2 separate regions of the Mus musculus genome follow, and region 1 is linked to region 2. Evidence: chromatin loops called from intact Hi-C (ENCODE). Cell type or tissue: left cerebral cortex. All regions are shown on one strand.

Region 1 (8,000 bases), 1.0 Mb before region 2:
TCTGACCAGTTGTAACAGTTTCCTCCAAGATTGAGACATTTCGTTCTTAATGAAAGCTCTTTAAGCAGGAAGTTAAAACAATGCAAAATAGCTTCCGGAAGTGTCTGAAACTGAGCAGATTCACTAGGCCCCCTCCCCTCCAGAGTAAGAAAAACCAAACTGCAAAAAGAAAACTCAGATAAGCCGAGCTTTAAAGAAGACTCGAGACCAGACCAGCTAGCTGGGAGAAGCAGAAATCTCTGTGCTTCCTGGAAAGAGTTCAGACCAGCTGAGGCACCCAGGGAAGGACTCTCTCCGATCCGTTGAGCTGCCTGCCGGCTGTGGCAGTGTGTTTCAGGTTCCCAGCTTTTTGAGCTGTCACCCATGCTGGGGTGGTATCTTAGTCAGGGTTTCTATTCCCACCCAAAACATCATGACCAAGAAGCAAGGTGGGGAGGAAAGGGTTTATTCAGCTTACACTTCCACATTGCTGTTCATCACCAAAGGAAGTCAGGAGGTGGATTAGCTGGGCAGTGGTGGCGCACGCCTTTAATCCCAGTACTTGGGAGGCAGAGGCAGGCAGATTTCTGAGTATGAGGCCAGCCTGGTCTACAGAGTGAGTTCCAGGACAGCCAGGGCTATACAGAGAAACCCTGTCTCAAAACACCCCCCCCCCCAAAAAAAAAAACCCCACCAAATCTATTAGCAGCCCCTTTCCCTGTCTGTCTGCCTGGTGGTGGTGGACTAGCTCCAGGTCACTCTCATGGTCAGTCCTTGGCTAACCAGAGGGATGGATGACTTCTTTCTCACTTTCCAGAGGATTCCAAGAGGCTCCATTATAGGAGAAGTAGAAGAGTCACAATTTTGATTCCACATCTCAGACTGCCACATTGTTTCTGTTTGTTTCTTGTGTTTGCTGGGGATGGCTGCCAGGGACTCTTGCGTGCTGGGCAGATGCTCTGTTCCTGAAGCCATTTCCCTAGCTGGAGGTGCCACCATGAGGGGAGCCGGGTAGGAAAGAATTGACTAAGGTTCTGGCCAGCTGCTTCATGGGGGTTGCCTCTTCAGTCTGAGTCTTTGACAACAGTCAGGCAAGTCACCTTTGTGCCAATTATTTCTGCCCCACTCACTCCCCCTGTCCCTAGAGGTGACTCTTGAGAGAGTCTTAGTAACCTAGAGATGTCCCTCGAGGCTTTGAGGACCAGCCTGGGTGGAAACCTGCTACTGCTGCTGCTGCTTCTGCCGCCCCTGCCTGGGTTGTGGAGAAACAAATAAGGCAGATAAACAGGCAAACATCCAAGAAGAGGGACTGTGGGGTGAGGCGGAAAAGAGAGTTGTCAGACGAGGTTGTTCATAACCGGAGCCCAGCCTCTCTGGAGCACAGGCTAAGATGGTGAAGTTCTGTGGCTCCAAGACCCATGAGATTTGGAAAGAAGACCCATATGGATTTGGAAAGAAGACCCACGCTCCCACAAAGTGAAATTGCCCCTCTCAGAGGAAACAGAAAGATGGCCACCTGCTTCCCAAGGAAACAGACACAACCCCCCCAACCCCCCAGAGGCTGATGGGAGGTGAATGAGCCAGGTACCCTAACAGGTGAGAGCAGCCAAGCAGGTTTTGGGAGATAATAAAGTAACATAGTCACCATGCTGAGCCCAAGGCTGGAAAGGTTCTTTGTCTGGATGAGATAACTCCGAGGAGGGAGGGAGGGAGAAGGAGGATGGGAGGGAGAGAGAGAGAGAGAACCAGCAAGCGGGACACATCCCTGCTCCCTGCTCTCTCCAGTCCTTTAAATAGATTTCACTTATTCGCAAATACCTCTGGCCCGGGCGGTTGTTATTTCCCTATGAATTGAGGCAAGGCAGCTTGACCAGTGTCTTAATTTGTGGAGGCAGAAGGAACAAAAGGGCTGGGGTGTGTAGCTCAGTTCAGCGTTAGAGCACTTGCTAGCATTGTTTAGTAGCCTCCTGTCCTTAGGACTGGAGTGAGCTGTCCTGGGCAGTAGCCCCAGCCATGAAGAGATGCTTGGCCCCAGTCTGACTGTTCAGCTCCACCTGCAGAAACAAGATGTGTTATCTGGCAAACAGCCCAAGCTGTTCCCAGTCAAATCACACACAAAAAGAGAGCTGTAACTTCCTGGTATGCGAACAGGTCCCCCCCAACCTCTGTAAATACACTCAGCTTTAGTCCCAGGGAAAGGTTGAGGCCCCTTGCTGTTCCAGTAAAGTGTTCTGAGGCTCTGAACGGAGTCTGTCGGCCTCTCTGCCGGGTTTTCTTACTTCTGGTGTTAACAGATTTTTTTTTTTTTTGGTTTTTCGAGACAGGGTTTCTCTGTATAGCCCTGGCTGTCCTGGAACAGATTTTCTTATGTCCTTCGACAGAGAGCGTTCCTTTCCCAGTCCCGTTCTGTCCCGCCCCCACCCCTCTTCCCGGCCCAGTCCCACAACCCCAGACCCTGGTTTCTGGCATGGACACCTAAGCTCAATATAAAAGCCACCAATCTGACCTGACACCTCAGGTCCTTTGTGGCCTCTGCCTCCATGGGTACTGTAAGCCTACGGACAGATCTTCAGGCCCTGGGGCTTTATCGGTGCTGTGTAAACCCAGCTTGGCCAGTCCTCTCTTCCCTGTCCTCTCCATCCATCTTCCTCAATCCCTTCTTCTGACCTCTTCCTCCCAGACTCTCTGATCTCCAAGCTGAGAGTCCGTTCACAGTTTGATCGCTGCCACCCACGCGTCAGAATTCTGCAGGACAAGGTATTCAACCATCCATCAGGGTCTGACTCAGAGGTGCCCTGACAGGACTCCTGGATGCGTCAGGAGCTTGTCCTCTGGATCACAAAGCCTTAGAGGTTTGGGGAACCTCCTACGTTTAATTGTGCGGACTCTGCTGAATCTTATGAGCATGGGATAGCCCCGGTCCCCCCTCCCACCCTCAACACTTGGGTTCATTTCCTTCTTTCCCTAAATCCTGGGGAATGCCTCAGGCTGCAGGGTAAGACATTCCACTAGACCTGCCTGTTGTTTCAAATTTAAACCAAATTGTTTAAACGGGCTCTAAAGCTCTGTCTTAGCAAGCTCCGACCCACCAAACGCATCCAATTATCCACTCCAATCTGTCCGCATTACTCCCTCGATGTTGGCCACTGTTTGCCCCAATTGGGAATGTTTGACTTTCTCGCAGACCTAGACAACTTTCATAAATGAACGAGCAAATGGCTGGAGGCCCCGCCCACACGTAAACTTTGCCCCGCCCAAGCTCATTTTAACTCGTTTCCTCCCCGCCAGCCACTCAGCTTCCACTTACAACCGGGTCCTAATGCCCACTGTTTCTCCTGGGTCTCCTAGACGGTGCCCCCCCCCCCCCCAGGGTGGTATTTTTGTTTGGGGGGCATTTTTACCTTAAGCCTTTAGTCTGGCTTTTGTTTCCGCCCCACCAAGCCTGCATTTTCTTGCTTTTATTTCTATTTATCAGCTACTTATTAGGCTTTTCAGGTTGTCTTCATCCATCTACAGAACACACAAACTGCTTATGGAGATGTAGATCACTGAGTTCAGTCCGTGTCTTTGGGTGTTGATAATACTGGAAAGTTGTCACTAGCTATTTAACTTCGCCGCAAAGCATGCTCTGGAAATGGGATTTGGCCTGCCTACTTCAGACCCAAGCATGTTATTTCAAAGTTTCCCCAAGGCCACCTTCCTAGATCAAGGTGGCTCCCTGACTCTGTGACAGAGAAAGAAAACAACAAAACACCCCAGGAAAAAAGACATCATGGTCTCTTGAGAACCGGTAAGAGGTGAGCTATTCCCAATAGAAGCTTCTCTTGTTTACTTCATAAGATGTACGTATTAAAGCCAGCTGATAGGATGCTCAGATAGGAAAAGGATAAAAGAGACCCTTTGTATAAAATCTCTTAATGCACAACAACACAGTTTTAACGGAACCCTCTCCAAAATTTTAGATGATGTTCATATAAATTTAGTAATGATTATAAAAAAAAAAAAACTCGGGCTGGTGAGATGGCTCAGTGGGTAAGAGCACCCGACTGCTCTTCCGAAGGTCTGGAGTTCAAATCCCAGCAACCACATGGTGGCTCACAACCATCCGTAACGAGATCTGGCGCCCTCTTCTGGAGTGTCTGAAGACAGCTACAGTGTACTTACATATAATAAATAAATAAATCTTTAAAAAAAAAAAAAAAAACTCTACCTGCTACATAACTTATAAAGGCTGTTTTATGTTTTGTGTAAGGTCTGCCTGGAAACTTACAAGGCCTAATGGTTTTACAGTATGTAAATTAAAATTAAAAGAGATAATTATTAATTTATCGTGTCGTTCTCTGTGACCTCCTTTTATTAAGGTGGTATCGTAGTGTCTCCTGAATTGAACACTTGCCATCTTCAGAACTCGAGCTAGACCTGCTTAAAATAACTGCAGCTGGCCTTGTTAAATGTTAATATTCCCCCAAGAAAAGGGGAGAGAGGTAAGGTCATGGGACCTTCACCAGAGTATCCAGTCCCAGCTCCCGGCTGGGTCTGTGCAATAGGCCCTCATTATATGAACTCTCACGGTTTTCTAAGTGTTCAGGCTAAAGACTAAAACTGGAGAGGTGGCCTCCCAATATGACAAGAAGAAAGCTGTTACATATATCGAGTTAAGGCTTCAGAAAGATACACACACACACACACATATTGAATAAAGGCCCCAGCTATTGCCTGACAACTTCCTGTAGGAAATTTTATTACTACAAATGATTAGTTTGTTACTTTTGTATACCACTCTCTCTTTATGGATAGCTGTCACTGTTTGTTTTGAGGCAGTGTTTCATGATGTAGCCTGGAACTTGCTTTGGTCACAAGGCTGGTATATAACTCAGAATTCTTCCTGCCTCTGCCTCTCAAGTAATGAGACTATAGACGCCACCATGCCCAGCTGGTGTGTGTGTGTTTGTGTGTATGTGTGTGTAATTACAAATGTCTAGTTCTCAGAATACTCCTACCTTCTTGGTTCTTGCCAACTTAAAACCTATAACCAAAAAAGTTAATAGTTGAAAGTCCATGTACAGGTAATCTTAATTTCCTACAACACGCCATATATAAAATTCCTAAGATTATAATGGTCTATTCATGTTAGCAAATTCTAACTTAAAGATGTAAGTCTAATCAGTTTATGTCTTTGCTAACTTTGTTAAACTTTAGCTATTTGGAAAAAAAATACACAATACTATGATGTTTATAAAAGTACACCATGAAAGGCTAGGGAGTGGTCTGGAGAGATGGCTCAGCGGTTAAGAGCACTGACTGCTCTTCCAGAGATCCTGAGTTCAATTTCAGCAACCACATGGTGGCTCACAACCATCTGGAATGGGATCCGATGCCCTGTTTCTGGCCTGTCTGAAGAGAGCCACAGTGTACTCACATACATTAAATAAATACATAAAAACCTAAAAATAAGAAAAATTAAAGCAAGTTAACTTTTAAAAAAAAGTTAATGGCAGGGCAGTGGTGGCACATGCCTTTAATCCCAAACTTGGGAGGCAGAGGCAGGCGGATTTCTGAGGTCTACAGAGTGAGTTCCAGGACAGCCAGGGCTACACAGAGAAACCCTGTCTCAAAAAACCAACAACAACAATAATAACAATAATATTCAAAAGTAGGTAGATCAGAAAAACCAGCTTATGGAAAATTAAAATCCCTGAGTAAAATTGGCTACACTTACAAGGCACTTGCATGGCAGGATGTCCCCAGATCCAAGTAGGACTCTCTCCATTGGATGGAACACAGCTCCACCAGAATAAATTGCGTGCTGCCCTCATGACAGATAAGGGTGCGTGGGAAAATAAGACCTTCAGAGGCCTGCCATTCCTGTCTCTGGTCAAACCCAAAAGGACCACCTCCTCATCTACAGGGAAGATGAATTCCTTCCTGCTCAGGTCTTACGTGACGGGGTGGATTCTCTTGCCCAGTGGAGGATCTCAGAGTTTGTACCCATATCCTAAATGTCTCAGACAGCGTCGAGGCAGATAGTAATCCCTCTGCACTCAATGTCTCTCCGGTTGGCATATGAGGATGCTGTAAACGGAGGAAGCTTGATCCTAAGCCACCAGGCTGGGGTGCGACCTGAGTGCTAGTTACCAATACCTTTTACCCTGGCTTTCCAATGTTCCTTTTAGCAAGAGCTGATTCCAGGGTCCACACCCTCACCACCAGCGTTCCCTGACTGAAGGAGGCTGCCAGGTGCTCTGTCACTGGACTCCCAGCTTTGGAAAGTTATTCTGGACACTGGAGTGGTGTCTTTGAGAATCTTGCTAGAGGATCCTATAAAAAAACCGACTCAGTAGGATCGGGCTTCTCTTTTAAATCGCCAGTTAGGGAGTTGACTTCAACTGAGTCCCTTTACAAAGCTTCCAGGTGCTTGTTCCTTATTCAGGAGTCCGATGTAACAAACTGCTAACCAGAGTTACCTTATCCTTCTCCAGAAACTCTGGTACTGGGTCTACCTAGCTGTACGATTCTATTTAACCTTATTAAGCAAAATGTATGTTAACTTTGTCTCAATGTTTCTCACAAGTTTGCACAGTTCTGTCTGGATCTTTGCCATCTGTTGAATTTGATTGTGACCCCAGGGGATGGCCCCTCCTCTGAGGTACTCTTAACTGCTGCTCTTTCTCTAGCGTCCCCTTTTGACACTTTGAAGAGAAATCTGCACCCTAAATCTCCCAAAAGCGGTTTGAGTGACCTCTGACGTGGAGAATCTAACTCCATCCAACGTCCCTCTTTGAACCACTCTGGACGTTGTTTCGGGACTCAGATCTATAAACCGTTAGCAGAGAGGCAGCCCCTCTGTCTCAGTAGCTCTCAAAAGCCTTAAGAGAATTTTGCGATCAGCTTAACAGCTTTCAGGACCAGGTCCAGTCTCCAGCTGCCACAGAGCTCCACAAGTAGATCTGAGTACTGCGAAGGATGGGATCTGTGCGCTTCTCCTCCAAAGATGCTGCTTCCACACCAACAAATCCTAACTGGTTTGCGATGGGGCCCCAAATCATAGGAACCAGAAAAAAATTCAACCACAAGCCTCCTCCTGTGTACTGGCATTTAGTCCCTCCCACTCTGACTCTGGCTTTAGTCCCCTCCCACTCCGGCTCCTGAACTGGATCAGTTCTTTCCTCCTAATTATCCACATACTCACATTTTATCCTGCCTTTTAATTTCTAAACTTCTCCCTCACACCCAAAGAAAAGATTCCATGTTAGCCCCACTCCCACCCCCCATGGAGCTGACCCTACAGTAGCGCATGGCCTTGCTATGCCTCCAACAGGTACAACACAGCTATCCCAGTCAGATCAAAGGGGACAAGACCTTAGTTCAACAATACATACTCACTCTGAAATCAAACCGATTGCCTGGCTACAGCAGTTCTCCAGAACCACAGAGGACTGGGCGTGCGCCACCATGCCCGGTGACAACATTTTTTTTTTTAATTAGGTATTTTCTTCATTTACATTGACAAAAATCTTTTAAAAGATAATTTAATATGAACACTTAGGAGGCAGAGGCAGGAGGATCTCTGTGAGTTCTAGACTAGACCAGCCTGGTCTACAGAATGAGTTCTAGGTCAACTAGAATTACACTGAGACCCCTGTCTTATAAATAAACAAAAACAAAACCACACACAGAGAAATCTAAAAACAAACCCAGACCAGACAAACAAAAATCATATTATGCTTGGGGCTAGAGAGTTGGCTCAGTGGTTAAGAGCACTGCCTGATCTTCCAGAGGCTGAGGGTTCAATTCCCCACACTCTATAACTCCAGTTTGAGGGCATCTGACGCCTTCATAGATGTACACCAAGCAAAACTCTTATGCACATAAAAATAAATCTTAAAAGAGGTGGATTAGCCGGACGTGGTGGCGCATGCCTTTAATCCCAACACTCCGGAGGCAGAGGCAGGCAAATTTCTGAGTTCCAGGCCAGCCTGGTCTACAAAGTGAGTTCTAGGAGAGCTAGGGCTATACAGAGA
Region 2 (8,000 bases):
CTTCAGCAACAGGGTCTTACTCTCTAGTCCCAGTGATCAACCAAGAGCATTGGGCGTAGCCTGTGTCTCTTCGTGGGTGGTTCCCTCACCAATAACTCAGAGGGAGGTATCCCATGCCTGTCATTAAGGGGAAATACTTGACTCTTCTGTGGATCTGTCTGTTGGGAGAAACACACTTACAAACAAGACTTGAAATAATAAAATCTTTCCCATTCTTTCATCTTGCCGTGCTCATTTCCTTCCTACAGCTGCTGTCTGGGTGTCAGGGTGCCGCTGTTTATATTCCAGACGTCACACCCTTCAACATCCCGCTCTAAAGAGCATAATTTATTGAGTAAGACGTGTCACTGGAGCCAACGAAAACAGACAGTTCCTACCAAGGTGCCAGGAGTAGGATGATGGACAGTCGCCAAGTGTCCCAGAGACTGTCCTTGGGTCTGAAGCAACGATGACATTGGACAAAACCAATAGATAGGGGAACAGGGAGAACATAAAAGTTTTTAAAAGATACTGTTGGGGGTGGGCGGGAAATCAGATTTTTCCACCAAGTGCATCTGAAGAAAAAAAAAAAAAAAAGACAACCCCAGGAATGCATAGCCACATTGTGGGTTTGAAACTCTAAGCTCTGAGAAAGGAACTGTAAAAATTAAGTAGGGAGGGGACAGAGCTGGAAGAGAGATAGAGAGGACAACAGTGGACTTAAATTCCTATCTGTAGCTTGTTGGTCCCCACCCCCACCCCCAGAACGATGGCAAGAAGAGCTACTAGCAACACAGAGACAGTCTAGCCTCATCTTGGTGCTGATGGATCCGCAGCCTCCCTGAGGGTGTTCAGCCCTCCTGGGAATCTTGTTTTGTTTTGTACCTGGAAGCCATTTGTTTTCCTTTTCTTTTCAGAAGGTAACTTTTCTCCCCCCTTGGCTGGTGCTACATGGAGGACAGAATTGAAATTTAGATACATTGCTGTGTGTTTTAAAAAGCACACAGGCAGCTAGGTGAGGAAAATTTCTGCATTCTAGATGTCTTCCTCTTGTCCTCAGAGTCACCTGTCACCTCTGGGGCACTAACAGAGCTCTTTCCTTGTACTGCCTTCCTTTGGAGAGATGTGAACAAACGTCTATTCATCCCAGATGGGGCAGTGATGGTAGACTGGTGTTTCCAATACCAGCCGGCTTCGCCTTGTGTAGCAATTCCCTTTGAATTGGAACATTCCCTCCCTGAAGGCACAGGAATGAGACTCAGGAGGTAAACAAACTTCATGTCTGAGAAGGCTGAAGTGTACAAGACTCCCAAGGGTCCTTCCCCAGGGTTCTTGAAGCTGTAAACAGCTACTGGGGGAAGCTCAACCAGCCAACCAAGATGCAAGAGGGAAGAGCGTCCTACAGAGAGACAGAGCGCTCCAGGGTTGCAGCTTTTGTGAATCATCCCCAGCGGGTGAGCTGAGCTTTTGTGCCTGGCTTTCAGGTGATGCCACTGCTTCTGTTCCTGAAGTCACCCCTCGCCCATATTCCTGCTAGTAACTCAACTCAGTTCAGCAAGTTGGACCTTGGAGTAATCATACCTTTGGTCTGCCTTGGAGTCTCTGTCTAGGTTGAATAGGCATGTGTGTGGCGTGTCTCCCCAGGAAAAGTCTCACATAACAATCACTGAAGAATCCCACCTCAGTATGAGAGAATGAGAGGGAATCCCCTTCTGGTGAAGGGGTGTGTGTGTGTGTGTGTGTGTGTGTATGTACGTGTGTATATGTATGTGTGTGAGCATGTGTGCATGTATGTGTGTGAGCATGTGTGTACATATGTGTGTGTGCAGTGTGTGTATATATGTGCGTGTATGTGTATACATTTGTATATAAGTGGTGTGTGTGTGTGTGTGTGTGTGTGTGTGTGCATTGCAGACGTATAGGTGTGCTCATCCAAGAACGTGAGTGTGAAATCCATAAGTCTCTATCAAGTGTCTTCCTTTATTGAGCGACATCTCTTTTTTTTTTTTTTTTTTTTTTTTTTTTGACACAGGGTCTTTCATTAAAGCTGGAGTTCACTGTTTCAACTAGGCTGGCTGGCTGGCCCTGTGAGCTCCCGGAATCTTCCTGTCTCTATCCTCCCAGTACTTGGATTACAGTTACATGTTGCCAGACCTGGCTTTTTATGTGGGTGTGTAAGGCAATCATTTGACCCACAGAGGCATCTACCCGATTCCTCTGTCATTTTATTCAGGGGGAAAAAAAGTGTAGTGGTAAAGATTGTGCCTATGTGCTTTGCACAAATATGTTCACAGCTGCTACCACTCTGCTTTAAGATTCGTGAGAGTGGCCCATGTGTGCAGGACTGTGGGTTTCTGTGTCCTGCAGAGTTAAGGCTGGGCTTAGAAGCTTGGAGGCTGATTTCTCCTTGAAGCCATTGATACGAAATGGGAAGTTAGGAAGAAAGTCCATCGGGGGTCTCCATCTTTTCTGCTCCTCCTTCCAGGTCAAGAAGGTTGGCTGCTTTCATCATCTGGCCTCAATCTTGCTGCGTAGCTTTCGCCTACAGATTCTCATTCAGCTAATTCTTCCCTCTCTTCAAGTCTAGAGTTACAACCCAAAAGGACTTCTGGATCATGTCTCAGCCACATAAACAACATGATCTCATTCATACTTTAGCAGCTGAGTAGGATCATGGCAAGAATGTCACACAACTGATTGACCTAATTCCATAGCGATATATAATATATACATGACTTGAAACATAGTGAAACAGACCCATATATAATATATACGTGACTTGAAACATAGTGAAACAGACCCACTCACAATCTACTCTGGACCCAGCATCTGGCTACGTAGTGTCTCTTACATCCTTCTATCCTTACAGCCAGACTATGAGGCAGTCGTCTATGGAGGCTATTACATCCATTTCTGAGAAGAGACCACAGAGAGGTGTTGGGGTGCAGAGAGGTGAGGGTCAGGCCCAAAGTTGCATAGGAAGTAAATGTGGCTATAGTAACTGGAATTCAGCTCTGCATCGCTCCAAATCTCAAGGTATATTGGGTCTCCGTGTGAATCTAAAGATCAACCCTCAGTCATACAGGCTGAAATGTTTTATGTTGTAACTTTAATGTATCCAAAGATCAAAAGGTTGTCTATTGTGGTATACTCATGTGTAACTTTTGCAGAGAAAAATATACAAACAATGTATAGTGTTTAACATTTGAACAGTTGACATGCCCTGGGAATTGCTGGTCAGATGGAGAGGTAGATTAGCATCAGCGGGGTAAGCTCACTGTCCCCTGCTCTTGCCCAAGCGCACTCTACCCCCATCTTTTCCTGGACCTTCTACAACGTTGTATTATTGAACCTGCCTCTTGAGTACGTTAATAGCTGCACTGTACATTTACAGACTTTCTGGCTATGATGGATAAACGTGGAATGAATTCTCCCCTGAAAATACTTTCTTTTAAAAAGCCGAACAATATTATGAAACTAGAGTTTTAGAAACATGAGTTTATAAAAGACCATGACCGCCAAAGGCCCGGAGATGAACTCGCAAAGACTCGAAAAGAAACCCCACCCAGTTCATGGGGAATGCAGAGTGTCTTGAATGCAGGGGAGAAACAGCTGCATTGACCCCTGAGATGAGATGAGATGAACCCACAGAGACCAAGGCATCCAGAATTCCGAGAGAGAGAGAGGAGAGAGAGAGAGAGAGAGAGAGAGAGAGCTCACAAAAAGAGCCTTAACAACAACAAAAAAACCCTCAGATATCCCTCAAAGGTTCCCCTAAAGTCCTGCCAAAACCTTTGCATGCATGTGAGTCAGATCAGAATGAACCGCCAGAAATAAGGAGAGGGAACAGCATCCAAACCTCAACTCACAGAGAGACAATAAGGCACGAAACACAACTAATTAGGCTGAGAAGGCTCGTTGGTTGTGGAGCAATGAGTAGAGTTCTCAGAAAGGTTTGTTTTCAAGTTGGATCCAACAGGTTGGAAAGTAAGTCTGAGAAAGCTTAGACCTCACAACATCCCAGAACAGGGCTCAGGAGTATTCACAGGAACACAAATTCACCCAGCATCTAGGAGGATAAAGGCGACAATACCTGATAGCCTGTGAAGAGTTATCATACGTGCAAAAGAATGCGGGGAAAGGTGATCCAAAATAATACAAAAACCAACACTCAAAAACTGACTCATAAATTATAATTATTCACAAATAAGGACATAAAGCAGTTGTTAGGGAAGATTAAGCACGTTATTCAGTGTTACAGGGGATGGGGAAGGCTCAAATTGAACCAGAGGGGTGAAAACTACCCTGGATGAAAATACAGGCAGTGAAAGAGGGAAGACTTCAGTGACAGGAAAACTGCACAGTTTCTTGGACACATTTGTCACCTCGGCTTTTTTTTTTTTTAATATATGTGAGTATATAGGTTCATCTGGACCTATCTCCTGGCATGCTGGAGATATATACACTGTCGCTGTCTTCAGACACACCAGAAGAGGGCATCAGATCCCATTGCAGATGGTCGTGAGCCACCATGTGGTTGCTGGGAATTGAACTCGGGACCTCTGGAAGAGCAGTCAGTGCTTTTAACCACTGAGCCATCTCTCCAGCCCTGTCACCTCTGCTATTAAGTCTCCCTTAGATTCATTTTATTGTTTATTTATTTATGTGTCTGTGTCTGTGTACATATGTGTGAACCTGTGTGTGGATACCCCCAGAGACCAGAAGATGGCATCAGAAAACCTGAAGCTGGAGTTTTATAGGCAACTGTCAGCCTCCCTGTGTGGGTACTGGGAACTGAACTCAGGTTCCCAACAAAAGCAGCAAGTGCCCCTGACTGCTGAGCTAACTCTCCAGCTCCTAGAGTCTTCCCTGGATAACTCCAAAGTCCCTCGTCTATTTGTGTTTGGTTTTGCTGTTTCTGTTTTTCTCTTGGTTTTCAGTTCATCTGGACCTATCTCCTGGCATGCTGGTAATGTTTTAATTTAATACATAGGAAAATATTTATTCTCAAAAGACCATCTGCAAGTAAGGGATGACATTATTTTAACCCTATGTTGGTATACTTTTCTGTTTGTCATAATGCATAGAGCATACTTTATAAGTGGATTCTAACTGAGAAGAAGAAAAATAGAAATAAAGGGGAGAAGGAAGAGAAAGTGAGTTTGAGTTTCCCAAATAACCAAAGAACTTGGGAGCTAATAATAATGGTTAAAACATATTTTGTACCTATTTTCTATTCTATTTTATACCCAGCTGTTCTGGTTGGCTCCAGTTTCAACTTGCCACAACCTAGAGTCACCTGAGAAGAAAGTGTCAGAAGAGGGATTGTCAAATCCGATTAGCCTGTCTTCGAGGCACTGTCTGGATTGTTAACTGATGCAGGAGGATTAAGCCCACTGTGGGCAGCACCAGCCCTAGGCAGTGGTACTGGACTATATAAGAAAGCTAGCTAGGTGTGAGCTTGTTGGCAAGCCAGCAAGTACCATATCTTCACAGTTTCTGCTTTCCTGTTCTTGTTTGAGTTCCTGCCCTCACTTCCCTCCATAATGAACTGTGACCTGGATGTGTCAGTCAGAGTGAACTGTGACCTGGATGTGTCAGTCAGACAAGCCTCTTTCCTCCTCTAAGCTGCTTTTTGCCAGGCTATTTCATCACAGCAACAGAACAAAACACTAGAACATCAGCATATATATGTGTATATTTTAATCTAATAGATAGATAGGTAGATGATAGATAGATAGATAGATAGATAGATAGATAGATAGATAGATTATAGATTATAGATTATAGATTATAGATTATAGACAGATGGATAGATAGATGATAGAATGCTAGATGAAGCCGGGCGTGGTGGCACACACCTTTAATCCCAGCACTTGGAAGGCAGAGGCAGGCAAATTTCTGAGTTCGAGGCCAGCCTGGTCTACAGAGTGAGTTCCAGGACAGGCTACACAGAAAAACCCTGTCTCGAAAAAAACAAACAGAAAACAAAGTTTTCCAGCCTTGCGTAATAAACTCTCTCTTTTGACCCTCTCCCCCCCCCCAAAAAAAATTCCTGAATGAAGTAGGATGAGACATTCCCCAATGAAAGTCATTATGATTTATTCATAGAATGCTCTTCAACCCTATAGGTTCCTGTTAAACACTGGTCACTAGCTATTAGTGACAGTAGGGAAGACTTCAGCAAAGGGGGATATTAGGAGGAAGATGGTCACTGGGAATGTGTCCTTGGAGTCAGTATCTTCTCCCTGCCCCTTCCTGTCTTCCTCTCTGCTTCCTGCCTGCTACATGGCATGCAGCCTCATCCTCCACATGCCCTTACCATGTGCACGGTAATTGCCATGGCGATGCTCTACCCAAGTGCATGGAGCCATGCTACAGTGATGCTCTACCCAGGTGCATGGAGCCATTGCCATGGTGATGTTCTACCCAAGTGCATGGAGCCATCACCATTGTCATGCTCTACCCAAGCACATGGAGCCAAGCAACTGCAAACCAAAGGCCGAAAACATCTTTCTTCACACACTCATTTGGTCAGACAGTTTTTCAGTTACCAGAAAGCTAACTGAGTGAAGATGTTAGACAGGACACCAGCAAGACAACGGTGATGACATCGGGTCGGCTCTCAGCTTCATGTCCTGCCACTATGCCCCAAAGTGAGAGGTGAATGCTTGCTAATTGTTTGGTCTCAGGCTCTGCGACTAACCGAACCCCCTCACACCCTCAAGACGCTGCCCAGTTGTAGACTCGGGATAGGAATGGGTTGCTTTCTGTCTAACGCTAGGGAAATGGCTCAACACACTGCTGGAAAGCCATGGGCTGAAATCTCACTTTAGCAAACTTTCATTTTTAAAGCCACATTGAGGTGTATCTATAAAAGAAAGGCTGTTTATGATGTATTATTTGAGGAAATGGCTGGTGAACAGGAGAGAGAATGGGGGTTTCCATCCTCCTTGTGAGTTATGGCTAAACCACCTGGGACCTTTTTATTTATTTATTATTATTTATTTAATTGAAAAACCAGTAATGCCTCACATTGAATTTTAAGTAACTAATTCCAGAAAGCTTCAATCTTCTCCATGAATCCAAACCTCCAGTGAAGCCCTACTATGTGCAGCCTTTGGGAGACAGCATGCTGAGTGCATTTTGAGAGAGAGAGAGAGAGAGAGAATCGAAAGCACTGCCAAGATGGATGGTGTGTTGTTTCTAGGATGTTCTGCAATAACTAACTATAAGCTGTGGCTGTCTCTGGAACTAGAAGTCCCACACCAAGGCTTTGGAAAGACCAAGCCCCAAGTCCTCCCTGTGGGATAGAAGAAAGCATCTTTCCTTCCTCCATTTCAGCCATGAGTGTGCACTGATGAATTAGATGTGATAGGAAGCAGGAAGAAAACAATTTGTTGTTTAGTTTTCTTCTCTTCTGTACCAAGATCCAAGTTGCCAGCCCCTTAAACTGCAGTTTGGCGAAAAGGACAGGAATGAGGTAGCACCAGGGAGCACCCTAAGGGGAGAGGGAGTTGCTGTAACCCTCCTTTAATCTAATGAAGTCCCTGGATTCATGGAAGTCACCCAAATAGACATTAACTACTGGTATTTATCCTGGAGGCCCTACATCAACAGATTGCCAGCTACCAGGTGTCAAGGGAGACCCAAGTTTGATTCTTGCCTTGGGCCCCATAATTTGTAACTCCAGTGCTGACATTTCAGTAAAAAAACACCCAGAGGGAGCTCGCAGTGGCACTAGATACAACACAGTAAGGCATATTGAAGGTTCTACCTACCCAAATGATGACGTTTTTCAATCGGTTTCTAATGCCAAACATATGTATTAGTCACGGACATCCAAGTGTTTACCAGATCTTGAGATTTCAATTCAGCTAACCCAGCTGGTGTCTGACACATTCTGAAATTTTTATTCTGCTTGCTACATCTATTTTTAATCCCTCTGGATGCCTTTCCCTTTTGGCAAACGGGGAGGAGAAGATGTCTGTCTCTCCATGCCCTTCAGTTCATATTTTGCA

What was found. Peaks named below come from ENCODE experiments on the same cell type or tissue, not always from the same donor. Only the 100,000 strongest peaks of a DNase experiment are listed, where the experiment ranks them.
Region 1: it touches region 2 in a loop (22-fold over the local background); 4 of 42 quality-filtered maps call a loop at or near these places.

The regions. Positions count from the first base shown.
Region 1 is chr5:117,308,821-117,316,820 of GRCm38, reverse strand. Gm52828 (a long non-coding RNA gene) reads right to left here and starts at 3,182. Exons shown (of 3, transcript XR_003955988.1): 1 at 3,069-3,182; 2 at 2,486-2,724; 3 at 674-2,033. In left cerebral cortex, no CTCF peak of the experiment used is centred here; no DNase peak of the experiment used is centred here.
Region 2 is chr5:116,293,536-116,301,535 of GRCm38, reverse strand. No RefSeq gene overlaps it. Among named protein-coding and RNA genes, the nearest start is that of Ccdc60, 8.6 kb to the right of the region's middle. In left cerebral cortex, no CTCF peak of the experiment used is centred here; a DNase peak (open chromatin) is centred at 7,844.